7 separate regions of the Mus musculus genome follow, and all the other regions are linked to region 2. The links are chromatin loops, found by intact Hi-C in ENCODE. Cell type or tissue: left cerebral cortex. All regions are shown on one strand.

What was found. A loop is a pair of places that touch in the nucleus more often than their neighbours do. Peaks named below come from ENCODE experiments on the same cell type or tissue, not always from the same donor. Only the 100,000 strongest peaks of a DNase experiment are listed, where the experiment ranks them.
Region 1: it touches region 2 in a loop (2.7-fold over the local background); 3 of 42 quality-filtered maps call a loop at or near these places.
Region 3: a loop joins it to region 2, with 2.3 times the contacts of the local background. A loop is called at or near these places in 22 of 42 quality-filtered maps.
Region 4: a loop joins it to region 2, with 4 times the contacts of the local background. A loop is called at or near these places in 10 of 42 quality-filtered maps.
Region 5: a loop joins it to region 2, with 7 times the contacts of the local background. A loop is called at or near these places in 36 of 42 quality-filtered maps.
Region 6: it touches region 2 in a loop (6-fold over the local background); 25 of 42 quality-filtered maps call a loop at or near these places.
Region 7: a loop joins it to region 2, with 3 times the contacts of the local background. A loop is called at or near these places in 32 of 42 quality-filtered maps.

The regions. Positions count from the first base shown.
Region 1 is chr3:108,016,287-108,020,286 of GRCm38, forward strand. It overlaps Gstm1 (glutathione S-transferase, mu 1), which reads right to left and starts at 1,687. Exons shown (of 8, transcript NM_010358.5): 1 at 1,454-1,687; 2 at 1,065-1,140; 3 at 598-662; 4 at 233-314; 5 at 42-142. The coding sequence starts at 1,489. It also overlaps the pseudogene Gm12502. In left cerebral cortex, a CTCF peak has its summit at 1,824; DNase peaks (open chromatin) are centred at 1,336, 1,847 and 3,041; H3K4me3 peaks cover 2,190 bases; H3K27ac peaks cover 1,427 bases.
Region 2 is chr3:108,146,142-108,150,141 of GRCm38, forward strand. Gnai3 (guanine nucleotide binding protein (G protein), alpha inhibiting 3) reads right to left here and starts at 11. Exons shown (of 9, transcript NM_010306.3): 1 at 1-11. Gpr61 (G protein-coupled receptor 61) reads right to left here. Exons shown (of 3, transcript NM_001305461.1): 2 at 3,611-4,000; 3 at 2,180-3,031. The coding sequence ends at 3,853. In left cerebral cortex, CTCF peaks have their summits at 59 and 1,962 (motif pointing left); DNase peaks (open chromatin) are centred at 19 and 1,947; H3K4me3 peaks cover 574 bases; H3K27ac peaks cover 546 bases.
Region 3 is chr3:107,937,837-107,941,836 of GRCm38, forward strand. It overlaps Gstm6 (glutathione S-transferase, mu 6), which reads right to left. Exons shown (of 8, transcript NM_008184.4): 6 at 3,353-3,448; 7 at 3,157-3,267; 8 at 1,011-1,480. The coding sequence ends at 1,391. Among named protein-coding and RNA genes, the nearest start is that of Gstm6, 3.9 kb to the right of the region's middle. In left cerebral cortex, a CTCF peak has its summit at 1,719; DNase peaks (open chromatin) are centred at 1,775, 2,215 and 2,877; H3K27ac peaks cover 1,623 bases.
Region 4 is chr3:107,688,632-107,692,631 of GRCm38, forward strand. The region is part of intron 1 of Ahcyl1 (S-adenosylhomocysteine hydrolase-like 1); the gene reads right to left. Among named protein-coding and RNA genes, the nearest start is that of Gm40121, 5.6 kb to the right of the region's middle. In left cerebral cortex, no CTCF peak of the experiment used is centred here; a DNase peak (open chromatin) is centred at 2,014; H3K4me3 peaks cover 676 bases; H3K27ac peaks cover 3,554 bases.
Region 5 is chr3:108,068,926-108,072,925 of GRCm38, forward strand. No RefSeq gene overlaps it. Among named protein-coding and RNA genes, the nearest start is that of Gm12500, 15 kb to the right of the region's middle. In left cerebral cortex, a CTCF peak has its summit at 1,560 (motif pointing right); DNase peaks (open chromatin) are centred at 399, 711 and 1,565.
Region 6 is chr3:107,930,086-107,934,085 of GRCm38, forward strand. It overlaps Gstm7 (glutathione S-transferase, mu 7), which reads right to left and starts at 1,732. Exons shown (of 8, transcript NM_026672.3): 1 at 1,534-1,732; 2 at 1,230-1,305; 3 at 743-807; 4 at 388-469; 5 at 189-289. The coding sequence starts at 1,569. In left cerebral cortex, a CTCF peak has its summit at 1,872; DNase peaks (open chromatin) are centred at 1,255 and 1,749; H3K4me3 peaks cover 267 bases; H3K27ac peaks cover 1,653 bases.
Region 7 is chr3:108,083,169-108,087,168 of GRCm38, forward strand. Ampd2 (adenosine monophosphate deaminase 2) reads right to left here and starts at 3,498. Exons shown (of 18, transcript NM_028779.5): 1 at 3,050-3,498. The coding sequence starts at 3,059. It overlaps Gm12500 (predicted gene 12500), which reads left to right and starts at 2,808. Exons shown (of 1, transcript NM_001358018.1): 1 at 2,808-4,000. The coding sequence starts at 3,058. The coding sequence ends at 3,675. It also overlaps a transcript of Gnat2 not described here. In left cerebral cortex, a CTCF peak has its summit at 2,299; DNase peaks (open chromatin) are centred at 973, 2,258, 2,722 and 3,504; H3K4me3 peaks cover 3,176 bases; H3K27ac peaks cover 2,214 bases.

The DNA.
Region 1 (4,000 bases), 130 kb before region 2:
CCTGCTGTGAACCCTGTCTGCCGCACCCACTGGCCACTCACAAAGTCAGGGTTGTAACAGAGCATGATGAGCTGCATGCGGGTGTCCATGACCTGGTTCTCCACAATGTCTGCACGGATCCTCTCCTCCTCTGTCTCTCCATCTGCAGCACACACAGTACACTAGGCATCCCAACCTTGCCAAGCCGAGGAGATTATCCCCCATCTCCCACCCTGTGGCCAGCCCCACTCACCCAGGTGGTGCTTTCGGGCAAGGTAGCGCAGGATGGCATTGCTCTGGGTGATCTTGTGTGATCCATCGATCAAGTAAGGCAGCTGGATGGACAAGCAGGGAGGGTCAGATGGGATATGGGGTACCTGAATCCTTTCTCTGGGTGAGAGAAGACACAGGGCCTGACAGTGTGCCTGCCATGGGAAGCCCTCCATGGGCACAGTGTGCACTGAATGAGAGAGCTGGGGCACAGCCCATCACAGAACACTGTGCAGCCAGCAGGGATGGAGCAGGAGAGCAGAAACACTGATCCTAAACCCTCAGCCAGGCCAGGAGATGAGGTGAGATCACCGTGTCTTCCCCAAACCTCTCCTCCCCTGCACCTACATTGGGAAAGTCCAGGCCCAGCTTGAACTTCTCATTCAGCCACTGGCTTCTGTCAAAGTCGGGAGCTGTAAACAAGAAGATGTGAAAAGGCATTACCCCACTGTCCCACCCTTCTACAGATTATCGACCAGTAGCAAGAACCCCTAAGGCAGGGCCTCTGCAACCTGTTACAGAGAGTTACTTTCCAATGTGGAGAAGGGTCTGAATAACAACTGATAATAAAGGCAGCCTGGACCCAATAAGACCCCAGTAGTGAATTCTGTCGAATTATAAATACAAATGGACCAAGGAACTCCATTCTCCATGATCTATATTGGAAAATCAAACTGCACTCTCAAAGAGGTTTCTGGAAGCAGCAGCCTCTATCTTTAGCTAGAGGGAGACCAGCAGGGCTAAATAACGGGAAATCTAGGCATAGTTTGATAGGTAAGAGGGAAGCAGGTGTCTGACCAGGAAGGTGGCATTACCGTCACCCATGGTGTATCTCTTCTCATCATAGCTTGAGTCTGTGTATTCCAGGAGCATGCGGATCGGGTGTGTCAGCTGGGAGAGATGACCAGAAGAGACAGAGGTCAGACATTGTGGGGACTTCTTTGTATGACTTCATCTTCACCCGTTGAGACCTCCCACACTGCACAAACGCCGTCACCCCGCACGTGCATGTGCACACCACACACATACGCGCGCGCGCACGCACACACACACAGCCACCCAAGTGCGTAAACTGAGCGCTGAGAGCTACAGGCAGGAGATTCCAGTGAGAGCTGAAGAGTACCCGCTGTAGGAAGGGCTCCTGCTCTTAAGAACTTTCTGCTTCACATCCCAGTCCCACCCTCCAAGTGGACCCCTCTCTCACTCCGCGGACGTTCCAGTATCCCAGTATCATAGGCATGGTGCTGGTGCTGTGGTCTTCTCAAACTGGCTTCAGCAGGACTGACCTGTGTGTTTGGAGTTGTGACTTTATACAGACTACTAGAGAAACGTGGGCAGGACAAAACAGCGGGTCCCTCCCAACCCTGCACCAATCCCAATTAGGCACTCCCCTTCCTAGGTCTGTAACCAGAGCAGCAGACCCTAAAGCGGAAGGCAGAGGCCACACCCTCTCCGGGAGAGGCGGGGTTAAGATCCTTAGCGGCCTCTGTCCCGGGATTCTGTTTTGCACACGCTGAAACAGAATCTGCTCTCCTGCTTCCCCCGAAACCCTCTTAGCGACTGCCGCCATCGCCGCCTGCTGGATGCTCCCTAGACTAGCTAGCACTTTGCCTGGAGTCTGGCCAGACAGCGAAAGAACATTGGGTGGGTGTTCTCCCGCCTTCCTTTCTTTTGCAGAGCTCGGTTTTCACACCCAGACTGTGGGAATCTGTCATTGGGGAGGCTCAACTCTCAGCTTAAAGACAAAAAGGCGAGAGCCCCCGACCTGAGAGTTTAATGTAGCACTTATCGTCATGGAAAGAACTCTGTCAGTCTGACAGGTACCGGATTTTTGCGCACACAGCCTCAAGTTACAGGAACAGTCGGTGACATGGAAACAACCCCAAGGCAGAGATAAACAGGGCTCCGTATTTTCCTTTAGGGGGTTTGAGAACTGTTATCAGTTATTAAAAAACTAATCTGTATTTTGGCCGTGTTTATGAATCTAAATTCAAGTACCAACCACAGAGGGGCCGGAAGTTTGAGGGAAGCCACAGCTGTGGACAACAGTCAGCTGACAAAACCCAGCAGAGCACAAGGGAGAAAAAGAGCCCACGCTGGGTTGTGCCATAGAGAGGGAGAGCATGTGACCCAAGAAGTTTGCTTTCAAGGGATACCAGGATGCTGTACACATGGGAGCCCAAAGCAAGACCCTCAGCTGTCCCTAAATGCAGGACCTGGCCCAGGCTCCGGACATGCGTTTGTATATGACAGGGTGGCTCAAATGACCTTTCAGGTTACCCTGAGATATATAGTAGTATATCCTTCACAAGTAGTATATGCCCTGTAGTATTACCTTCACAAGGTCAATGTCCTCCCAAGAACACTGTCCTACCTGTTTACTTTCTTTTTTGCAGACAACCAAGAGGCTTGATGGAAGGGGAGACTAAAATGAGTTTACAAGTCAAAGGCCAAGGCTGTTGCTCTGCAGGACGTACATTTTGGGATTAAATCATCCTTTACTGGGACTACGGGGTATGAAGGCAACATATCATGTCACCCACATAGGAGCTGTGCAGTGAGGTTGCAGGGGGCAAGCAGAGGCCATCTCATCCTAGGACATTAAAGAAACCACATGTTCTGCAGGTCTTGGTGAGGATGCACGAAAAGTGACCATGTCACTGGGGCTTTAGCAGCAGTTTGGTGGGAACTACAGGGACATATTTTGCAAGTATGAATGAGGCACTTCAGCAGATTGTCACACACTGTGGGAAGTAGAGAAGGAGGAGTGGAAGAAAGCAGAAGGAATCCATACTGTCTAGGACAAGGACTCAGAGGGCCTGGGAAGGGAGCCAGAGCCCTGGAGCCCTTCAGAGGACAGAATCTATCTGCAGACAGGGATAAGGGCTAGGACAGCAAGTTCTCAATGCAGGGTCCCCAGAGTCCGAGATCATTGTCCCTTTGAATGAGAAAGGTCCCTGAAAGGCAGCAGGGAACTGTGGGGACTGGAGACGTGGAGAGATCTGAAGCTAGGAGTCACAGCCAGTGCTGTCTTGGAGAATTTAATCCCAGCGTTGGTCACTGATCCTCTGGGTGTCTCTGTGCACTGTCACAAGTTCACAGTGCAGCCAGCCCTAGTGTCTTAAAAGGACACTGTACAGGAAAAAAATCTAAATGTGCTGGAGGAAATTTGGCTTATAACCTATAGAGTGACATCTGAGATGGATTCCGTAATTTCTTCCAGGCCAATGGGTGACATTCAACATGGTCCATGCAAAACCACAGAATTCTATAAATAATGGCTTTAAAAATTTTAAAACTCGGGGTGGGGGTGAAGAAGGGGCCGGCCTTCGAGTGACAGCGGCGCAAGATGTCAGCCACCACAGGCTCGGGAGTAAAAGTCCCTCAAAATTTCTGACTGTTAGAAGAATTGGAAGAAGGACAGAAAGGAGTAGGCGATGGCACAGTTAGCTGGGGTCTGGAGGACGACGAGGGCATGACACTTACAAGATGGACAGGCATGATAATTGGGCCTCCACGAACAATCTATGAAAACCGAATATACAGCCTTAAGATAGAGTGTGGGCCTAAGTACCCAGAGGCACCCCTGTCTGTAAAATTTGTAACAAGAGTCAATATGAGCGGCGTGAGCAGTTCGAATGGAGTGGTGGATCCGAGAGCCACGGCAGTGCTGGCAAAGTGGCAGAACTCCCACAGCATCAAAGTCATCCTGCAGGAACTGCGGCGCCTGATGATGCCAAAAGAGAACATG
Region 2 (4,000 bases):
GTGTGCTGTTTACGACACTTCCGGCGACGCCCAGCGGCCGTTACTACTTAGAGCGCTGTGCCAGTGGGAGGCGGAGGTGGTACGGAGAGCGGAAGTTCCCTGGTACCTGACTGTCCCCGTGGAGTGATGGCGAGCCTTCGCTCCGCACCTCCCAGCCTTAATACCCTTTTACTTCTCCGGCTCCTGGACTTGGATTCCAAGTGTAGAAAAAGCGGGACTTCCAGCACGTGGTGTGCTCTGGAGGTTTGGCGGTGAGGATCAGATTCTCAAATGAGAGCTCACAGTCCTCTGGGAATTGCTGTTGGGAAAAGCCTCCCTCTCCAGAAAACAAACAAACAAAAAAACCTTTTTTCCTTTTCATCTGTGATTTGGAGCCCAGGTCTCTGTCCAGAGCCGCGTGTTGGGCACTTCAGCCAAAGTTCCCTCCGTCTGATCCTTGAGCTGCCCAGCCTGGATGTTCACCCATTCCTCTGGCTACACCCATTATGCCAAGTATATATTAGTCCTTCTGCTACAACGTATGGATTTCTGTGAGCTGTACATATGCCTGGCACTCCTATGTTGGCAAAGGATCACTCGACCGCATCAAGTAATAGAGAGTGAAAAATAGGTAGTAAGTATTAGAATATGAAACTAGGTGTAATTCATTTATAATATTTCCACGCTTCCCTTTCTTCCAGGTAAACCTGAGGACTTAGTTCCATACCCAGAAATAAACGAGCTAATCTCTAATCTAACAAGAGTTCCTCTGTGATAGCCACAGAAAGGGGGAAGTTTGGTAAAAGTTGTCTTTCTACTATCTCCTGAATATTGGCTCTGTGAAGAATATCCTAAAGTCCCTACTAAATAGACCCACAATGACTCAACACCCGTTTTAAGAAGGGGCATTTTTTTACAGCCATTGAAACATTTCCCTGGAATTTAAAACATTTCTCTAGTAGGAGGTAACTTAAGCTACAAATTCCCAAGAGAAAGGTCTATAGTGAAAATTAATTAATTAGAACCATCTAATTAGATTAACCTCGTCCACGTCACCCATAATGCTTGTCAATTCCAAGTCTGGAAAGTCTCCCACTCATTTCCAAAAGAAACTGCTTTTCCTTTCTGATCACTTCTAGGGGGGAAAGGGTCAAGAGGAAAGGGGGAAACACAACATTATTGAGTACCTTTTTGCCAGGTAGGCACTTCCATGTCTCATCTCTTAATCCTCACAACAACCCTGTGAGGTAGGTAATATTAATCCCCATTGTCGCCAATGAGAAAATGGGCTCAGAGGAATTCAGTCGCTTTCCCACGTCCACACAGTAAGTACATCTGTCTAGTTTCAACTTCACGCCCTCTTTCTACCAGACCTCTCTAGAAGGTATAGCTGGGAGACCCCTGACAACAGAGCATCTAAGGTTTTTGGATGGCAGTCACCTCGATACCAAGATGTTGGCAAAACTGGCAGGATGGATCATCTCACCCTGTTGCTTCCTCGGCTTGTAAGGGAGATTGTGTCCAGGAACCGCCTCCAGGAGGTAAGGATTGGATATTGAACTTTACCAGTCCGTCTCAGTGACTAGAAAATTCCTGGACAGTGGCCATAGCAAAAGTTGTGGAGAAAGTTCTCTTCACAATACTAGGAAAGTTTTACTTCCTTTATGATCTGTTCCTACAGCCAGGGAAAACATGGCAGCTTGCTAGTTAATGGCAATAAGATCTCAGTGTCGGCTTATTTCAATATGACTTAGAAATATCCTTGCTCTTAAAACTTCCTTTTAATGTGAAGCAAGGGTTGAAGGGCAAAGTTAAAAAAGGAAAACTTAACAAAATGGCTGCCAAGCAATATTTAACTCTCTCTCTCTCTCTCTCTCTCTCTCTCTCTCTCTCTCTCTCTCACATCCCTCTCTCACCCTACATGTCTACGTTTCCTGTCTGCTGGGCTCACACTGCCACCTACTGGCAGTCTCTGGGTCCTACTAGCTGATTGGTGGAGTAATAGTATGTGAAAGTTTTCCCTATGATGTACTAGGAAGGAGACCTCTCAGCATGAGCTTTATCTCAAAAGAAAGGGAAGGGCTCTAAAGTTGGAAGGACTCCCATTTGCCGTGTGTTACTTTCTAAAGGATTTCCTCAGTGTAATAGGCTCCAGACTAGAAGAACACCAATGATAGGAAGACAGAAACCTGTAAATGTACCTAAGCCAAAGAGGGAAAAAGCTGTTTGCCCAGTTTTATTTAGTAGATTATTTTCTTCCCTAGAGAGTTTTGCTTACACTCCCCACACTTTCCGCATCTGCATGGAGTCTCTTATGCATCAACTTCAATATATTCTCAAAAGTCAGAACCATAGATATAATTTTTCCTTACTGTATAACTTTATCAGACCTAAATGCTCTACAAAAATACAAATATCTGGTCGAGTTAGCCTGTGAAGTCCTTGAAGGCAGAGGTGGCACATCATATGTGTATGCCCCGGGGGATGTTGGTGTTCAGCTATTCATGCATTGAATAGAACCGAAGGAGTCAGTGTTGATATTAATATAACTTTTTATCATAAAATTTATTGGTTGTTCAAAGGGGAAACTACTCCACCCCAACCCACTTTCCCCCTTTCATGTTGAGTGAGCCAGAAATTTGTTCAGCTATAGCCCACATCCCCCTCTGGTTCTACCTTGACCCTTTAGTATTCAGTTGAGGGAAATGGAATGAACAGGACCCAGAGGGGAAACCTGTCCAGCTTGCAATTAATCCCTTTCCGCTGAAAATACCATTGCTGATACTAACCAACACAGCCCCTATAGTCTTAATCAATAAGCAGCAAGGCCCAATTCTCTGCTCTCTCTCCAACCTAGGGCTGCAGGTAGGAGACAGATTTAAGTCTTTGTCACAGAAGCTAATTTTGAGAGCAATGATGGGGAACAGGGAGACATTTCATGGACAATGGAAACCCCACCCTTCCCTTGCCCGACCTGAGTCTCTTGTACCCGAATGTCCAGGGGGCTGGAAGTGGGTCACTGCCATGAGGAGATAGATCGGGGAGGCCAGTCCTGGAAAGAAAAGATTGGCAGTATTATTGATCAGAGTAATTTACCTGGCCTTTCTGTATCCAGCCACGTTACCAATTCAAAGGCTAACACCCACCCTCAGCTCTCTGACCCCCGAGTCATTCCTAGTTACTCAAAAGACAAGGAGGGAAAGGGCATCCTGCCTCCTGCTCATCTCTGCTGAGGTCAGGACCCACACTTGATTTCATATGTGCAGGAAAGAGAATAGGAGAGAGTTGCAGAGTTGTTCTGTCTTCTCCTCCACTACCCTGATTGCAATTTTTCCTTGCTGCTGGCCAAATCCAATTCACCCCTACAGGTCTTCTCACTCTAGACATTAACTTTAGGAAGGGATCTGTTAACTCATGAAACACTTGCCGAGATGGCAAATGAGAAGATGTGGGCCGCTTTCTTACCTTGTCTCAGAGTAAGCATTAGTCTGGACTACTACTCTGGAAAGAGGTCAACCTCAACAGTCCCCAGATTAACTGTTCCTAGCCTGCTGCTCCACCGCCTACCCTTAGGAAGTTTCCCTGTCTCCCGAGGCCTGAAGAGTACACTGGAAGAAAGGCTTTCCCTCACCTTTGTCACCCTTTTCTCTCATCAACGTCTCACCATACCCAGGTTCCCTCCCCCAATAGTCAAAGATCCCAGCCAAGTCCAAGGCTTTTTGCCACATGTCCATCCTGTCGATTCTGGGCCTGACCCAGGAAACACCAAGCAAAAGCTAAGTCCAGAGACCCTAGCCCAGACCCCAGCCAGCCGCAAAAGCAGTCCTTGAAATCATAAACCAGTCCCAAGCTTTATTTCCCTCCTGGTGTCCGTCATGACTCCAGCCTTGGTGAGGGGGCGGGACGGAGGTAGCTGTCGGACATGATGATGTCGCTGGTGAGTTGCTGCTCCAGGAACTCTGAGGTCTCCTCAGCAATCTGGCCTGGGATTCGAAAGTCAACAACAGGGGGTGGCTCCCGC
Region 3 (4,000 bases), 210 kb before region 2:
GGGGCCTAGGGAAGTAGATCTGCCCATCTCCAACCATTCACTGGCAGCTGCACCTCTTAACTGCTTAGGTGAGCGAGGGCTTCTGGGTCAGACTACAACACCTCCACATGAAAAACCTCCTGTGGCCCATTCTATGTTTTCTCAGGAAGCATGGTTATTTCCAGAGTCCTTACGCCAAACACTGGCACAAGCATCTCCAAAAGCAGATGTTCACAATTTCCCAAACGTTAACTTGCCAGACACTGCCAGATGTATCAACACAGCCAGAATCTCCCCTCGATGAGCTGATGATTGAGTTTTTTGAAAATTCCTACAACGCAATCACCGACAGTAGGGAATGCTTATAGTAAACCATCTTGAAAAGAGAGAAAGATGGCTTCCAGGTGAGGGTAGATGTAAAACCTGGTGACTGTTCACCCTCTGCCCATCAGCCTAGCACCTCTCGGAAGCAAGACTCACAGGTGAGCATGGCCAACGGAGGGACTGCATGCACACTGCAGGATGACCACACTGCAGGATGATCACACTGCAGGATGACCACACAGCTTGATGATGACTGAGAATTCTGGTATAGAAGACACACCCACCTATAAGAACCCCAGGTGAACACTGCCAGGGCACATCATGATTTCTCTCTTTTTAAAAAGATTGTGTGTGTGTGTGTGTGTGTGTGTGTGTGTGTGTGTGTGTGTGTATGTGTGTGTGTGTGTGTGTAAGCCCAAGCAGGCAGTAGAGAGCATCAGATTCCCTGGAGTTGTGATTATAGGCCCATTGTGAGCCACCATGTGGGTGGCGGGAACCAAATCCAGGCCCAAAACAAGAAAGGAAGTGCTCTGAAAAGTTCAGCCATATTTGCAGCCCCTGTGCGTGGTCATACATCCTGACTACCTGAGAGTCCACCCCATGTTCCCATCACCTATTCATCCTTGTGAACCACAGAACAAAGACCACACAGCCACATTCATGTAGTCACTCCTGAGAATTCTAGGTAATACGACAGGACACAGAGCTAGTATGGATAACACTTTACTAGAGCTCACACAAGACTGGGCCTTCCCACTCTGGAGATGGAGCCTGCATACTGGGGAGTATGGATCTTTGGGCTAAGCTGCTCAAAGTGCAGTGAAAGATTGTCTGGTTAGAAACATGGCAGAAAGAAACAAGGGAAGCAAAGGACTTTGCTGAGGACAGGGAGCTGACATTGGAGGCTTGAGTGAAAGGGGAGACAAGGAGTTCTTGTAGAGGGAAAGTTAATGAAAAGACAGAGGGAAAAAAATGGGAAGATTGATGAAGAGAAGTTACTGGAAGCTAGCTGTGGCCCGGTCAGTGTTCACGGTGACAGGCACACTGATAGATCTTCCCCACCAACACCGGCACTCCATGCATGGTCTTACTCATTGCCCCACGTGGCCTGTTTTAAGTACACAGGACTTGGAAGGAAGCGGCTGGTCTTCATATAGGCAGAGATCTTCCTCAGGCCCTGCAGGTGAGAAGGAGAAACCAGGACCTCAGCTCTGCAAACCCACTCCAGGACCAGCCAAGAGACTTTAAAATCCAGAAGGAGAAAACCCACCCCACCACCCTGCAAAAGCAGCCCCACCATCACACCAATCAGCTGAGGTAGCAGAGGTTAAGAAACTTCCTCAGTCTCCCATGGCTAAGAGGGTCAGCCCAGCACTGTGGCTGCCACTCTGCTCCCTGTGCACTCCCTCCTGCCTCCCATAGGGGGCACTGTCACTCCTGGCTACAATGACATGCCTGTACTTAAAAGAAGCAAGGATCCAGAAAACCGAAAGGGTTGAGAACTGGCCTGTGTGGTTTGGAAGAGAGTCCAGGAGCCACCCAGTGACTCAGCAAACCCTGAGTGTATGCAGAGAAGGCCGAAGAGACTGCAGAGCATGAGTGGCCAGCTCCAGATGTTCACCAGAAGCTAACACGTCTCCACTTGAGCCCTAAGCACAATCCCACTGAGCCCCTACCAATCTCATCTCTAGCTCTGATGCAGTGGAGTGTGATACAGGACACCTTGTCAGAGAGTGCACAGGTCATTTCCAAAGATCAAGAGAGAGCCAGAGCTACCAGTCCCCAACAAGCCACAGCCATCTGTGTTCAGAACAAGGGCCTCTGCACTCCCCTCCTCAGCTATACCAGCTCGTGCACACTCACAAGGCCACTCCATGTGGATCACAACCGCAGTGATGAGAGCTAACTAAAAAAAGACATGCATCTCTTAATGGCAAGTGGGAAAGGAGAAGTGCTTCTAGGCCGAGATCTGTTGCTATGGCAATGCCTTGAACATACAAAAATGAAAAAAAGTACATCTTGTTGGTGTCAAACCAGAGAGTTCAGGGTGGATCATGGTTAACTGCGAGGTGAGAGCCAGGCAGCCATTAATATCACAGGCATCTCATGGTCTGTTGTGCCCCCCACCTACCGGCTTCACTCAGTCCTGGGATGGAGGGACAGTTTTACACGTCCAGCTGGGCCCGATACAGAGGGAAATTCCAAAGCATCTCAGTAAGGACAAAGTACGACCTCACTTCATAGGGGACACAATGGGAGCTGGAGGAATGGCGGGAGGAAAAAGCACACCCACCAAAAGAACTCAAGATGAAGTCTTCCACAGGAGCAGCCCTGAGTCACAGTACTTCACAGGTCAGCCACAGGACTGACAACACCAATCAAATATTACCATGGAGTATGTCTTGGTCCTGCACATCAGTCTGCCTTTCTCTCAGCCTAACGGTTGCAGGAACAAACACATTCTTCACATAATCTGCATACTGCAGGTCCTGGGCCGGAAACCCAAGCTGTTTAAAGGCCTGACTTTCTTTTTGGCACAAATCAGGAAGAGACACTGAATGTTGCTCTTAGAAGCCAAAAGCAGTTGGGAGCCCAGAACAGCCTCTACTCGTGCTAGGATGCTGAGCAAGTAGCTTACCCTACACAGTCTCGTGTTCCTTATCTGTTCATCGTGACAGCTAATTCTACCCAGGTTGCCTGCGTGTGGCAATGACAAATTGACTCCGCAGATCTAGAAGGCTGAACATGGGTCCTGGCAGAAAGTCAGTGCTCAATAGATCAGAACTAGGGAAGCAACCTGGAAAGGGGGAAGGGAAGTAGGGCATCCAAGAGGAAGCAGGACCAGGGCATCACCTCAAAGCGGGCCATGAAGTCCTTCAGGTTTGGGAAGGCGTCCAGGCACGTGGGTTCAAACATTCGATGCTGATCAAGGACATCATAGACGAGGAAGTCTGCAAAGGTGATCTGCAGGAAGTGAGGCTCAGTGAGGTGGGATCCGGATGCCTGGGAAGAATGGCAGCTCCTCCTGCCCACCTGCTACCCTCTCTACCTTGTCCCCTGCAAACCATGGCTGCTTCCCCAGGAACTCCGAGTAGAGTTTCAGCTGATCTGGGAGGCCCTTCAAGAACTCTGGCTTCCGTTTCTCCTGAAGCAGAAAATAATAGCTGTCATAACCCTCATGCAGGCCCTGTGGGAGAAAGTGTGGCTTTGCCCAGCTGTGCAAAGGAACAGGCATCTTCCTAATTCTGGGCATGTGCCATTTAACGCTTCACCACTTTAATAATCAGACTCTCGATTGGTAGCAGGCTTCATCTCTCAGGGGTGCCTGGAATGGAAATGCCAATCTGTCCCTGAATCTGTCATGACTGATGTCTAGCTCAGCACTGCCTTCCAGGGTAGTGCCTTCCAGACAGGTTCTGAACAGAACAGTCCAGTGGAAGAAGGAAAGCCAAGTATTTAACAATCTCAAGAGAAGAGACTACGTGATTTCAAAGAGGGATCTCAAAGAATAGAATCAGTTGAACAGCATAGGGTGTTGAAAGAGACAGTGGTTCTCTAGCTGACCGTGAGCTCCAGCAAGAGGCCCCGAGTTTTGCTACCACTAAGAACTCAGCTCTGAGAAATCTGTTGGGTAGATTTCTAAATACCCATGACCTTTTTCCCCTCTGGTTTTCATCTGTGAACCCCAGGGACAAGG
Region 4 (4,000 bases), 460 kb before region 2:
TAGAGTCTCCTGACTTTTCTGGGGAGAGATGAGGTTCTGTTAATGGGACATGAGTCTCTATACAAAGTTAGCTTGGAACATTCTTATAATACTCCTTATTTGGCAGTCTTTCAGTATGGGCATGGAAAGTTCTCAAAACCTTAAATAATAATTCTCTAAGAACTTCCTTCAAGTAAAGGAACATTTGGGCTGTGGTGATCCTAAGGTCAGCTTAGAATCCAGCCTCAACTGAACCATCCACTTACTGAGTTCTTTTTCAGTACCCCGAAGGAGTTTCAGCCTTGCTCCTGCAGCACTCATCCTGAGGGAGGCCTGGCCATTCTTTCACATCAAACACCAGAGCCACATTAACACTGGCTTTAGCTGGTAACATGGCTCATCGGCTTCATCAACTTTCTAAGTTCTGTCTTTTCCTCCCTAGCATGTGTTTCTGATCTATTCTTTAGTTGAATTGTAACTCTTCAATAATTAACTATACTAAACTGTGCTTTTCTTCTGAGGTCAGAATTTTACCAAAATGTTTCTCAAAGTCTTTAAAATACTATTATTTTCAGTCTAAGAGTTTATAATATAAACTAACAAGTTTAAGCTCTCATATTCTGACTTGACCATCCAGAAACTAGAGGTAAGGGTATGTATAATGTGTTAGAATTATACTTAGCATTTCAAAAAGAATTTAGACTCAAGAAATGAAACTGGCTTAGAGAGGCCTGGTGTTCCCCATTTGTTCTATAGATACCCTCCAGTACTCTTACATAAATGGCCTTCCTATTTTGATAAAGACTGTTTAGGAGATAAAGTCCAAAGAATATAGCTCAGGGCTTTCTATGGCCCTAACATATCCTTAATTCTAGATAAGCAATCATTAGCTTAGGTCCAATGACAGGCTTCAGGTTAATTCCTTTGATTTACATTGTTTTATTTACTGTGTGTTCTCTCTCTCTCTCTCTCTCTCTCTCTCTCTCTCTCTCTTTCTTTCTCTCTCTCTCTGCACTCCTACCCCATATCTAATTTCAAAATAATTTCCAGCGCCTTGGTCATTCAAAATGCCAACCCATTCTCCACTAGCTGCCCTACCTTCAGGTCCTCTCCTACTGTGAATTAAGTATGTCTAATTTAGAGCCCTAATAATAAATAGTCTGAAAAAACTCCCTTTGTGACAAATATCTTTCACACTCCAACCTCACGAAAGGTACTGATTTAACAAGCAATCTAAGGAGGACCTGAAAAAGCAAACAATTACACTGAGTTTGCCATGCTTTTGACAAAGCACCTCAAAAAAATGCAGGAAATAAATGGGTTTAATAAGCTTTGCTCCGAATTAAAACAAGGGAAAGGAAGTGGAGAAGCTACTTTTAATACCAACTATACTTGTTAGTACAGGCATGCATGTGATGGATCCATAAAGGGTTAGGAGAACATGAGAGTCTATCTAAACAAGACAGAATGGTTTTTGTTTATTTATTTTTAAACATGGTTTAGTTCAAATTTAGCAAAAACTGGCAATATGCTCTCATTCCAATCATGCCCAGCTTTCAGCTAATCCCCTCCCTATGGAATCAGAAAAGAATGTGCATAATTATGAATCTCATATTCCCCAAATAGGAAAGCTCTAATTCCTGAATGAGAGGGCTAAGGTTAGTTTCATCAATCACCTATTCCCAATTACAGACCAGCAGACAGGGGCCTTCTCAGTACAAGTGTTTTCTATGTGCCCTTTAGAACCTGGAAGAGTCCTTTACCCCACTTACACTAAGAACCAAGTCTTTGTCAACCTTGATTTACTCCCAGCTGGCAAATAAGAACAGAAACCACCTCCAGAGTAATGCTTCCTCCTGGGAAATACTGGAGAAGGGGTGTAGTGAGGTCAGCCCCTCCAGGATTTGTTTTTTCTTGGACTTAGCCTACAGCTTATTACAGTGAGAACATGATGTCCCCGATCAACTTAGTCTCTTTCTGTTATAACCCTGAAGCAAACAGATTCTACAGCAGCTACAAGGCCGTTACCAAGGCCACTGTATTGATCAGTGTAATTAAAATTCACAATTCATCAAGTCCAGCACAACAAGCCAGCTGGGTCACTCTCTACATAACAAGCCAACACTGGGAATCTTCCTGTCTGGTACTGATGCTGGCACTAAAAACTCAAGTACTGAATTAGAAGTTGGAACCACCTGGACACGGACAGGAAACTGAATCTGTTACCAGAGTAACTGCATGTATCTGCCATTTCTATAAAGCACTTATTTCACTTTCCAAAACAGGGAATTTTGAAAGACTCCCTTTCCCCCAAATCTTGCCAAAGTCACACATTTTACATAAACATCACAAAGTTTAGTGCCAACGAGAACAGGAGCTCATGGTTAGGACAGCACTGGCTCATTCCCAGAAGACTGTAACTGTAAAGGTGTGTTTCAAGGACAAGTGCACATCAGACTGTTGGATGTCAAGTTCAGCTTTTGGTTCGGCTGAATGGACACCCAGCATCACACAGTATGAAAGATGGGAAACGGCTCAGCATTGCTAACAAGGCTGTTAACACTGTCAGAGCCCTAACATACATTCCAAATCCTGCTGCCCAACTTTTCATTATTCCTCAAACTTGCAACAACCTGGGGACAAAGTTTCTTAAATCTAAGATACCAGTTTCAACGTTGAGCAGAGAGAGGGTCCCCAGTGCTTAAAATGTTTGCTCCAACGGTGAGAATTTCAAACTGCATCCCTCATTACAGTAAGGATAGCTCTGAGCTGACTGCTTTATGTCTCCATACTACACAGCTAATGAGGAGGCCATGTAGTATGTATTCTTTCTCTTCCCTTCCCTTCCATTTCCTGTATTAGAAAGAGAGCTACTAAACTCTCATTATGTTCTCTCCTGCAGTCCCTAGCTACTGCCTTATCTTTCCATAAAAACAGCTCTGGCAATAAGAAAGGAAAGCAAGTCAGTCACTACGTGACTGGACCTTACTTTCTCCTGGGGACAATCACTTCACAGTAGTGACTCAATAAACGTTCATCAACAGTACTGTGTGTCAGACCTTATATGTCTGAAACAGTCCTCGACATCAATAAGCTCTACCTAGAGAAATCAAATGATAAAATCCATACTTTATCAGTTCAGTATCAAGAATAGTTTAAGACATACAGTTTCCTATGGAGAGAAATAGAGCTGAGAAAGTACTTACCCACAGTTGCTCAAAGTCTGGTTTCTGTGTATAAGTTTCTGAGTTATACTCTCAAGGCAATAACGAGCCACAAAGAGGAGGTTAACAATACCACCAGCCCCAGCTTTATTCCAAACCTCAAAGACAAAGTGCAAGCTAGAAACATTTTCTTTTAAAGCAGAATCTAGCTCTATAAAGAAAAGAGATACTATGCTTAGAAGCCTGTCAAATTACAGCAAGGGTTAGGGTCTATGAATGAGTTCCAGGCTGCCCTATCAAAGCCTATACAAGTAAATATGTATTTTTGTGCTCTTCTGATTTTTCCTAAGGACAGAAACTATGATTTCATGAAATTCTTCAAAGATTAAGGCTCAAAAGATTAAGAAGCATTATGCACAGTCTCTAATGCAGCAACTACCAAAGGCATTTCCTCAGGCCAAAGTAAGACCAATTCTAATTCTCTGCCTTCTACACATACTCTGTAGTCACCTTTTCTAGACTTAGAAACACTGATGAGGGTTTACATTCTCTAAATTCAAAATAAACTTCTACAACAAGATAACATTAACAATTTGGTTAAATGGTAACAAAGCAGTAAAAGAACTGCACAGAACCTAGGCTAAACGTTTAACATGCTACTCAGCAGGATCCTGAGTCCTTCCTCCTTAGATGTCAGAAATTTACAGAAGGGTAATATTCTGAGAGGTATTTAGAGAATCATGTCCATCAAAGGAGTTTTCATCAATAAATTAGAGATTGGGGTTTATTTATGGAAAACCAACAATCTGACACAATGTCAATTTCTGAAGTTCCAAAGACAGTTACTATCTACACCA
Region 5 (4,000 bases), 77 kb before region 2:
CAAGTGCTGAGCCTAAAGGCATGGGCTGCCACCACCCAGCTTAACTACAGCTCTTAACTGCCTTTCTAAATGCTCTTCTCCACTCCCACAGCTATCAGCCACATCTAGCTCACTCCTGCCAGGAAGAGGCAGGACATTGTCCCTTCTCAGAGACAACTTCTGCCCTCAACCAGATACAGACGTTAAGGGCCACAGTAGAGTGGCTGAGGGGTCAGCTCTGTACTTCCTCAACCTCACTGAACCTGGTGTTTCTCTTTGGGGGCAGGAGAATGCCAGACTTGGAGGTGAATGCCTGCAATCTCAGTACTTACGCCGAGTGAGGCAGAATGACTGCTGTTAATTCAAAGCCAGCCAGGGCTACGGAGTGAGTCAAGCAAGCTTGGGATAGAGAAAGCACCTCCGCATCAAAATGAAAGAGTGGGAATATGATGCCGGCTGACATGCAAAGCAGCCCTTAGTACATTGCACACACTCACACAGAAAGAACTTGGACCTCTGTGTTCAGGGTGCTATAAACACACCCTAGTCCCCTCATTTCCTCAGGATCCCAGGTTGGGGTAGGCAGGACTTTACTCCTCTACCTGTTTGTATGTTTCAGGGCTGACTTGCCCAGCCAAGAGGCTCACAACCAGGCCAGTTTTTCAGGAGCGAAGTGGAGTTGGACATCTAACCCTCCATGTGGCTGCTTTGCTGACAGGAGCCAGGCTGCACTGCAGCAGAGACAGCAGTTCTGCTCAGCTTGTCCAACCAGGAAGAAGAACCAATCTGAAGGCTGGACCTGAGGCTGAACCAATCTTATCTGGAAGCGGGCGGGGCGGAGGGTAGGGCTCTCCTGAGCTCTGTGCAGACCCAGCATCTGATTCTGAGGACGCTCCCCTCCAAGAGTAACCAACATTCAAACGCACACACATCCTCATTCGATGTAACTCGTCTTTGGTTTAAAGGGGCCCCTTTGACTTGCTTTGGAAGCCGCTTTTGAAGTTACCCGACTGAGTAACTCCTTTAGTTTAGAACTGGCTATGGCTACAGTCATGCTGCGGATTCTGGAGCGTTTGCCAAATGCAGTTTACAAATTGTTTCCAAATATAATGACATTTGTAGGGATACTAAAATTAACAAATATTGAAGTTGACATGCTAGGTTTTGAAGGCATTTCTTTAAACATTTGTTAGTTTCAGTTTCTCCTCTTTTCTTATTTTACAGCCTCCAAAGTTCTAGCTTCCCAGCCATCTTTGAGCCTTTGAAAGCCTACTCCACAGATTTACATCCAGAACTAGGGACCGGGGTCACTCCTAACTCCAGATGCTACAGGAGCCCCGTGGCTTCTAGCTGCAGAGACCACCTACCCTAAGTCATCGACCAGGCAAGGTCAAGTTGAGGGGCTTTGCTCCCATATAGAAAACAAAGTGAACTATTGAACATTAGGATAAACATGAGTTAATGTTTAAATGTTCTATTGGACTTTCCTTTAATAAATTCACCCAGGAGGTAATAGTGTGACAAGGTTTGGATGAGCACAAGAAATGTCCCCACCTGCTCCTCTCTGGCTCCCCAGGAGGGGGCGCCGCAGAGCAGCCCAGGTTGCTGTCTACTTGGCTAGGATTTACAGTTGTAGTGCCTAGGTGTAGACTTCACAATGTGCTAGGCCGAGGGCCACAAGGGGAAGGTTCTTCTGCTGTTTGCACACACCATTTGGGGCATTTTAAAGCATTGATTTTAAAAGTCCCCACCACCAATCTCAACCCAGCAAATGAGAAGGAGTTCCCGCCCCAGCAAGGACTACATAACGAGTTCAAGGTCAGCCTTTGGACGGTGGTAAGGTGCTGCCTTCCTCAAGAGGGGTCCACACTCAGCAGCCTCCAAGCAGGTCACTTGGAAGGGCTGACAGGGAGACCGGATGAGAGGTCTGTCAAGGCAGAGGGCAGGCAAGCAAGGGAAGGGCTTTGCTTCATCCTATCAAGTGAAATTGACATCTCAAACCTGGCAATTCTCTCTTATGGACATGTAGGTTAGTGTGAGAATCTCAAGCCTTGAGCAAACCAAAGCTAAAGCTTACTAGAATCTTACCTAATGCTTTAAATCCAATCCAGCATGAGGAAAGCATTATGGGTAAGAATCTGGCGGCACAAAGAAGGAAGTACCTTGCCCATGGTCACACAGATCAGGACTACAGCTAAGGCCAGGTGTCACGGCTCCACAGTGCACAGCCAGTCACACACTCCAGGCCTACATACTACTCTTTTAACATTTTGAGCATGCGCACATATGCACATGCCCTGGTGCATATTCCTGGAGGACAATTTTCAAGAATCTGCTTTCACTTTCCACAATGTAAACCAAGCACTGAACCAGGGTGTGAGGCTTGGCAGCAGTGTCCTTTACCGCTGAGCCATCTCTCCAGCCCAGCCCTAGTCATTCTTAACAGAGAAAATCTATGGTGGAAAACCATCATGGGACAGGACACAGAATACAAGTAACAAAACATGAAAGGGGTGCCAATCATTTTAAATGTAAGTTCAATAAGAACAAAATCTGTGTTTTTAAAAACAAATCCCTTGAACTTAGCGTGTGGCGGCACACACCTGTAACCTGTGCAAGAAGGCTGTGTGGAAGGCCAGCCTGAGCTGCAGAAGGCCCCGTCTCAAAACGTGCAAACAAGAAGTGGGATGGCAAGGCGACTAAGTGATGGCTGCCGAGCCTGACAACCTGACCCATCTCCAGGGCCCGTGTGGTGGAAGGAGAGGACCAAGTGGCCTGCACATGTGCTTCATGGCGAGTACACACAGATGCACACATGCACATGCACGCGTGCACACACACAATGTAATAAAAAGGCTTTTTGAAGAAAAAAGAACTAGAAGGAAAGCATGAATATGTAAAATATATTCATGCATACAGATAGCTCAGGTATGCTTGGTAAAACTGGTAGCAAGGAGAGGCTTTTTGCTTCCTATTTTCTTAAGTCCCCTTTTAAGAAACCTTTTCTACCAAGGCATTTTATTTATACTCATGTTTTTGTTTTATATTCCTGGAAAAAGATCCCAGTAATCTTCCTCCTGGGTGTTTTCACAGCTCGTGCTGCCATCTAAGACTATCAGTACAATGAAACCAAGCCAGCAGGGTTCTCCTAGGTCTCTGAGCTGCACATCAAGCAAATCTGGGGCTGCCCATGCCATCCGTGGCTAGCCTGGCAGTGAGGCTCTGCAGCCGTCAGTGATGAGCAGGGCATCCATGCTTCCTCCTGGCTAACGGTTAGGAAGCAGGAACTTGAGCATGGGCTGGTGAGGATGAGCTGTGTCTCTTCAGCACCATTTACACTCTTGAGAGCATCAGCCAGCAAGTTCGTGTGACCCATTATGGAAGCGGAGAAAGAGTTCTGTTTTTAGCTAGGAAAAGCTTCCTTACCTTTTAAAGATTATTCGTTCCTGGGCTGTGTGTACAGATCACTCACGTAGTATATGAGTCCTGTGTTCAGTCCCTAGCACCACAAAAATCAAACTTTAAAAAGGATATTTTTCAAAAGATTCACTCTTGATGAATGTTTAAAAGAGAAATGTCGGCTGGGCGTGGTGGCGCACGCCTATAATCCCAGCACTTGGGAGGCAGAGGCAGGTGGATTTCTGAGTTCGAGGCCAGCCTGGTCTACAGAGTGGGTTCCAGGACAGCCAGGGCTACACAGAGAAACCCTGTCTCGAAAAACCAAAAAAAAAAAAAAAGAGAGAAAAATGTCTGAAAAATGAAAAACCAAAGTCCAGCTGATATGAAACTGGAGAGGTTGCTAAGAAACATTTTGTTAGTTAGCAAAGGCGCTGGGGGCTGCGTGTCATCACAGAGAAAAGCTGGACAGGAAAATGAAAAAAGGGATTTGACCTTTTGACAAATACAGTGAAGAATAACAGAGTCCTCGGTGCTGGTGTGGACAGACAATGCTGGCCATCGAGGAACAGCCTAGAAGGATCCCTTAATCCAGTTTGCTTGATTTCCAAGTTAGTGGCTATCA
Region 6 (4,000 bases), 220 kb before region 2:
GAAGACCGTAACCTTAGTCCTTCTGTCTCAGTCTCCATACTGTGTCACCATGACTCCGCCAGCAGTTCAGAGTATCATCTGTAGGTGAGCAGCGCTAAGACGTTAGATGCTAAGCAAACAGAGCAGATGAGAAGGCAAAGGTACAAGCTCTGGTTCCCCCACCTCATCCAGCCCAGAGCAGGACTCACAAAGTCAGCGTTGTAGCAAAGCCTCGCCAGCACCATGCGGTTGTCCATAAGCTGATTCTCCAGAATATCCACACGGATCCTTTCCTCCTCTGTCTCCCCACCTGTGAAAAACACAGCCCAGACTCACACTCAACATGCCACCCTGGCCAAGCCCAGCTGGTGGCCATCGGTCCCCACCCCTGCAGCCGGCCCCACTCACACAGGTTGTGCTTGCGGCCAAGGTAGCGCAGGATGGCATTGCTCTGCGTGATCTTGTGTGACCCATCGATCAAGTAGGGCAGCTGAATGGACAAGCATGGAGAGTCAGATGGGATATGAAATCCCAGAATCCCTTCCTTGGGTGAGGACAGACACGAGGCCTGGCACTCAGTGTGCCTGCCATGGAAAACCTTCTATGAAAATGCTGCTCACTGAACAGAGAGCTGGGATACAGCCCATCACAGAAAGATGGTGTGGACAACCAGGAATGCGAAGATGAAAGCCAAAGGACTGATCCCATCTGTATAAACAGGGACACCACCACCATCTCCACACCTCCCCTCTCCTGTACTTACGTTAGGAAAGTCCAGGCCCAGCTTGAATTTCTCATTCAGCCACTGGCTTTGGTCATAGTCAGGAGCTGTGGTGGACAAGATAATATGAAATCAAAGGACCCATGTGTTCAAACCCCTTTCCCAAGATTTTCCCAAGGGGTCAGAGACAAGACTCTCCAAAGCAGTGGACCTGCAAGCTGACTCACAAAGTCATACTGCAAGCTTGCAAGGATGAAGATGTTTGTAAGGGCTGTGAGCTTCTTCATCGCTAAAGCTTGTGAAAGATTTAGCCAATTGCTAGAAGAATGGAGCCCAGTTATAAATACAGAGTACACTCAAATCTTTCCTTAGCATCTTCCATTGGCAAATCAAACCACACCATCAAGGGTTTTGGAAGGGGCATGTTACAGCTCCAACAAAAAAGTGTCAGAGCTGAGTGATGAGGTTGGTTGCTGGGCAACAATGGACAGGAGTTGGGCAGGGATCTGACTAGAAAGGATGCAGTCACCATCACCCATGGTGTATCTCTTCTCCTCATAGCTTGAGTCTGTGTATTCCAGGAACAGGCGAATGGCATGGGCTAGCTGTAAGAGACAAGAGATGGTAAAATTCTTTACCCCTTCTACACGAGTCCTCATTCTCTGACCTAGTTTCACTATGTCCATGGATGGACCAGAACACACACACACACACACACACACACACACACACACACACACACACATACACAGCTGCAAGAGCATGCCTCCATTGACTGCACGGATCCTTGTCCCTCCTCCAAGTCCTACTCTGCATTCGGACCCCTCTCTCACCCCACGGATGTCCCAGTAACCCAGTGTCATGGGCATGGTGCCGAGGTCTGAACGGACAGGCTCAGTGTCAATCTAGCCTTGGCTGTTCAGAGAGCTGCCAGAAACGGATTGGCTTCGCTTTGTCAGGTCTTCAGACTGCCCTTCCCCACCTCCCAGTTCCAGCCAATACCGGCATCCAGGAACAAGGCCAGGGCCGCCCCCAGAGCCAAGGCTGCCTGAGCTCCATTGTTATGGTGGTGGCTTGGCTGAGTGCCAAGAGCGAAAGGCGGGGCTGGGTTTGCTAGCTTCTTATTGGTGGTGCTGGGTTTCCGCTGTAGGACTGCTATTTTCTACCCTCTAGTCTAGATGGCAGCAGCATTCCCCAGTGGTGACAGTTCGGAAGGCCTAGGACCTTGACAACTGTGTCCTGAGGGCAAAATTATCTTTTATACTGTGAATACTTAAAGAACGAAGAACTGGAAAACATGATAATACAAATATATTCATGAATGCAAAACAAATTTTTCTGATGAAATTTATTTCATTTAAGTGTGTGTGTGTGTGTGTCCTGGATCACATAGTAAATGATGTATCTGGAGTTTTTTTTCTGTTTTTTATTCTGATATAACATTAATCTTTGAAAAAATTCACAAAAGAAATGAGTGCCCACTTAATCACCTGTATACTGTAGCTGCTTCCTTGTTCGGGTGCCCTCCGCTAAACTCCGCCTTCCTTGGCTTGCCTTTCCCTCTCTCCTGATCTTCCCACCCCCTACCTTTGACTCTTTCCAGCATGAGTACAAAATCTTATAACCAAGAGTCATTTCATTTTCTTTCCCACTAACACCATGCCGGGGATGCGTGAGACCCTGGAGTAGCTGTGATTGATAATCACCTCTGCCGTGCTGCTTCCTGGCCAGGCTTGCACTTGGACCTGTGACTTCTGACAATTGACGGAACATGTTTCTCTTTACAGAGCCTTGAAAGCCTTGTGCCCAATTCCCGAGGAACAAGTGTTCTTTGTCTTATGTTTCTTTTTTATCCTTTTCTCTTTTGCGATGGCTTTAGAGGTTGGCCTTGGGACCCTGTGTAACCCAGGCTGGTCTTGGATTAGGCTCAGTTCTCCTGTCTCAGCTCCCGAGTGCTAAGATTAAGGACATGGAGTGCCACACCTGTCTCTTTTAGGAAGCACCGCCAACTCACTCAGATCTCAACTCTTTTAAACACGTTTTATGTTTATGTTGGTTTCATTTGGTTGTGTTAAAATGTAGCTGAGGGTGAGGAAACCTGCCTTAGTTTGAGATAGCATTGCTCTGATTTTTTTCGACCAACTTTTATTAATGTCTGATCTCAGTGACATTGTGGGGTGGGCAAGTTTCCAGCCACAAGGTACCCTTCATGTTCTAGAGACCCGGTGAAGGCTGCCTGCACTGGGAGGTGTCCTTCTTAGTCCGCTTGGACCCCTGTGAACCAGGCTCTATTAGGGTCTCCAGACAGTCCTTAGAGGCAATAGTGAAAGCTGGAATGGCAGTCAAAGCAAGTGTGACTCAAGCCTTATGGGGACCAGACAGGCTCCCATATGCAGAGACCTCACTGGGGTATACTGCAGATAAGACCTGCCTCTGTTACACACGTGTTGCAAGTACAGAGCCTAAAGATGATGGGCTCCCCCAGCTCCTCAGCACAGCACAGCACAGTCACTGCTGGACAGGACAGTGAAGCCAACTTCAGGGACGGCCACTTCAGGAGGCCACTGAGTTGAAGGAAAAGGAGCTGGGGCAAGAATGGGGCAGGGATTAGGGAACAGCAAGATGGTGCCAGAGTAGCAGGGGGATGACTGCGACTGAGACTTTAGGGCTCCCATTCTGTCCCCTCTCTGCCTGTCTTCCCACAGGACACCCTGCCACTCCTTGCCTTCACAGACACGACCATTTCTCACAGGGAACATCCTTGCTGGTTTACACAGAAACGTCCTGTAACCAGACAAAGACGTCCATGACAGGCCAGTGCAGCAGGACAGAGAGCCCAGACCTGAGCCAGGGACCCAGCAAACCCAGGATCAAATGCACAAGGGGAGGAGGGCCAGCTAAGGATGCTGAGCCAGCTCTAATTGTTCTCTTGCAAGTAGAGGTCCAACCCGCTCTCTGTGGAGCCTCAGGTCAATCTCACTGAGTCCCAAAGCTGCCTCATATCCAGCCCTGCTCCATGGGGCCATGCAAAGAGACACTGGGAGTGTTTGTTCCATCTTACCAGGAGAGCCTGCTCAGATAATTTCTGCAGGGTTCAGAGACCTACTGCTGAGGGTTATCAAGAAACCAGGTACAGTGGGCCTTGGGCTGCAGCCCTCAGCTCTCCAGTTCATCCCTCTCATAGCCATAGGAAGCTTTGCACAGCCACCAATGCTATGATTCCTGCAACAGAACCAGAGCCAAAGAGAATCTGAGAAAGAGGAGCATTTGATGTAGAAAAGACTCCAGACTGCAAACCTG
Region 7 (4,000 bases), 63 kb before region 2:
TGTCCTACAAGCACTCTATAAAGCTTAGGTTAGAGCCCTAAGCCCATGTGACTGCAATTAGGAATTCCTGGGACCCTCTAAACACTTCCGACATGGAGACCCTTCAGTGAGGGGGGTGAGAGGGTCTCTGAGCCCAGTGCAGGGTCAGGGCTGATAAGAGGGACAGAGCACCGAGGAGAAAAGATCTCTGTAGGGAGGAGGTGATGCAACTTCCCCCTTGCAAGAGAGCAGAATAGGAGGAAGAAGCAAGGATCAACACCTACTCACCCAACCCAGGGTTCAGATCCTAGGCTGGGTGGTAGTAGCACAAACCTTTAATCCCAGCACTCAGCAGGCAGAGGCAGGGGCAGGTGGATCTCTGTGAGTTCCAGGACAGCTAAGGCTACACACAGACAAACCCTGTCTCAGAAAACAACCAAACAAAAAGGAACCCAGAGCCTTCTTAAATTCAGCTCCAGACCACTTGGGGGCTTTGTTTTCTGTCTTTTGCTTTACTGGGACCACACCTGAGGTCTTGTGTAAGCTAGGGAAGTCCTTACCACTGGGCCATATCCTCATTCTTTTCTATTTTTACTTCCAGCCAGGATCTTACCAAGTGTCTCTGCATGCCTGGAGCTCATGATCCTCCCGCCTCAGCTTCCCAAATAGCTAATTACAGGTATGTGTCACTACACCAAGCCACCAACCACTTCTAGAGTCCCTGAAGGCAGACCACAGGGCTGCAGAAAGGAAGACAGAGTCCTCATTTTAAACCCTTTCCTATCAGATAGGCCTGGAACTACACAGACGAGCTAGGTGAGTAAGAAGGGTACCAGCAGCCAGAGCCATCCTCCTACTATACCACAAGACTGTAAACGACTGCTAGGGACTCACCAGAGGAGAAGCACAGGCGCTATCCTCCACTCTCCAAGCCAGGATCCATCTCCCTGGCCCTGTGCCAAAACTTGGCATCTACAGTACCACACATACAGGCAAAAGCCAAAGGGGACCACTCCATCAGCTCCAGGATTTCTGGTGCTTAGTCAATCACCTTTGACTGGGAGCATCCTCACTCACTCACTCAAGACTGCCTCACTAGGCCTTGACCCCAAGTAGAAGATGCTCTCAAGGTATAAGCACCTAAGGGTCTCTGGTTCAGCAACAGAGTAACCAGCACAGAGCTAGTCCCAGGGCATACACCTAGAAGACAGATGCGAGCACAGAGAATCTATCTCAGTACAGTACAAAGCCTAGATAAGCACAGTCAGCAGGATAAGAATAGGCCAGAGGCGGTTAGTCAGGGTGTCAATACAGGCAGCTATAAGGAGTTGATAACACCCAATCAATCATCGAAATGTCTTTCTTTTAGCCATTAGACTTGAGAGTTAAAGACACATCCCTGGAAGCACAAACTCTAGTAGCTAAGTCCTCACCAGGATGGACCACAGGGCCAGCTGCAGATGGTGCAGAGATGCCCACTTAGGTCCAAAGGATGCAGCGTACATAGCCCACCAGCCATTTCAAGGGCTCCCCACTCTCCTGAAGAAATTCACAACACAGGCCTGGAACAAGCCAACAGGAAGGACACTGGCAATAGGTGTTAGCAATCTGGTTGTGTAGGTGTTAGCAATGCATGACCCCATATGTCAGACCTCACCACCCCACTCACCAGGGAGGGAGTTCTAGATCTAGGGTCTTGGAAAGAATAAGTAAAGGCAAGTCTAGCCTGAGTCTGCCTGGTACCAATCAGAGTAGCCAGTCCGCAGTCAGTCCCACACCCTCCCCACTCCATTCACATACACTTCACACGCAGTCTTAGCATCTGCACAAGCTGACACGTGTGCATATACATCTCGTGGGCACCCACATCCACACCCACTCCTTGTTACGGAGGGCAGCACCCCTGACATGGAAACCTCAGGCACCCCCTCCCACCTCCCTCCCTGCGCCATCAAGTCAGCCAGTCAGCCGGGGAACCGGGGAACCGAGGTCGAGAGGCATCATTGCAGAGAGGGTGCTGCAGAAGGGGACCTTATCGGAGGCACTCAGTGGCCTGGACAAGAGGAGGGGAACCCATGCCTGAAACCAAGAACTCTCACCTGGAGCGGCAGCGGAAGCTTGCAGGCCGGCCCGCTTCTTAAAGGGATATTTGGCCTTGGACTTGCCTGGGCCAGGATAGGATGCCATGGCTGGGGCCAAGGCGACAGCGGAGGAACCTCACCGGCTGGGGCCAAGCTCTCCCACATCCAACCCCTTCCTCCGCCCCGCCCCCAGCGGGAGTGACTGATGCAGGAAGCAGCGCCCCGCAGGCGGAAGAGGCTCTGGCCACGATTTCTGATGTTGTCTAGGCAACCTCGGGGAGTGGGGCCTCCATCCTGCCCCTTATCCCTCTCTTCCCACTCCAGTCTTTAGAGTGCCCTGTCTGATGGTGGCTAGGGCCGGGGTCGGGATGCAGAGAAAACAGATGGAGCAGCACCAGCTCTAAGCTCTTTACTACCCTCACCCCACCTCGGGAACCCTCATCCCTTGCCAAGGCTCCAAGGCAAAGAAGCCAAAGTCCAGGCTAGGCTGGTCCAGCCAGCCAGAGAGAAAAATAATAGGCAAGAATACCGCCTGAGCTCCAACCTCAAAACCCATTTCCTCCAGGGAAGGAACAACGGTACTCATGAAAACCCAGAGCCTCTGGGGCAGAGCCCCCCTCTTTTCTTCTCCATCTGACCCCTGCTCTAGGGACAGCCCAGCTCCGGGAGGAGGCAGAACTGAGAATTCGAGCCCAGGAGGGAGGGGCCTGTCTTGGGAAAATTCCACTGACCGGCAGAAGCTGTCTCCTAGGAAGACAGGAAGAGTAGGAGGCTGGGTCTTGTCTGAGGTCGATGGGAAAGACCCCAGCCTACTCTGACCTGTCGCTCTGCCTGTACACTCAAGATCTGCTTCCTTGGACCCTTCTAGGAGCCGTTCACGTCCCCTAGGTCTTGCAGGCATTGCCAAGACCCCCCACCCACTTATCACCCGACCCAGGCACCTCTGCCTTGGAGTCCCTTTATCAACCACACACGCGCCACACACTTACCTGAGGCCATGCTGCCCAAGTCCCGCGTGGACCAGGAAGGCAGCCTACGAAAGTCTGCACAGCGAGGGAGCCGGGCTGAAGAGGGGAGAGGGCCCCCACCGGGGCGAAGTCGCGCCACTGGCCCCTGCACCCGCACTGAGAAGCGGGAAGGAAGGCAAGGTTTTCAAAATGGCCAGCTGGCCGGGGGGCGGACTCCCGCCGACTTCAGCGGCCAGACTGACCTCAGGAGACCCCGGAGTCGCGACCCCAAGCCTGCACTCAAGAGGAAACAGGCCACGTGCTCCCCAGAAAACCGGACCCGGAATTCGCCTAGGGTTCTTTCACCACTTTCTGGGAATCAATTAGGGATCCGGCTCCTGTGGCCGGGCTACGGGGGAGTCACGCAACAGGTGCGACCCCGCCGAAACCTTCCGGGCTGCGCGCCAATCTCGCGTACCCCAGGCCCCGCCAAGTCCGCGGCCACGCCCCGTTCGGCCACGCCTCTTGGCCTCCTGGCCACGCCCCAACCATTTTCCCAGTTCCCTTACGCCACGTGGGCAGCCTCCGGACCAGGGTTGGCCTTGGCTTGGCCCTTTGGTCTTGGGCGATTTCTGTGCGTCAGTTTCCTCATCAGTAAGATGGGATGAGGCAATGGAAACACCCCATCCAAAGAAAGGAGTTACTGAGGACTGAAGGTAAATCCCCTTTGCACAATGTCTGGCACAAAGTCAGGTAGCTATTATTAGGGTCCCAGAATCCATTTCAAGCAGAAGCCCTGCCCTTGAATTCTCCGCATTCCCACCTGAATCTATTTCCTTCTATCAGTCATTGGTAGGCAGGATGTGCCCTTCAAAGCCGGTTCACCATCCCACATTAATTTCTATGTTGACGTTAGACTAGCCAGAATGCCTAGGTTCAAATTCAGACATCTCCACCTACTTTCTGACTGATGGTGAACTTCTCTCTGGGTTT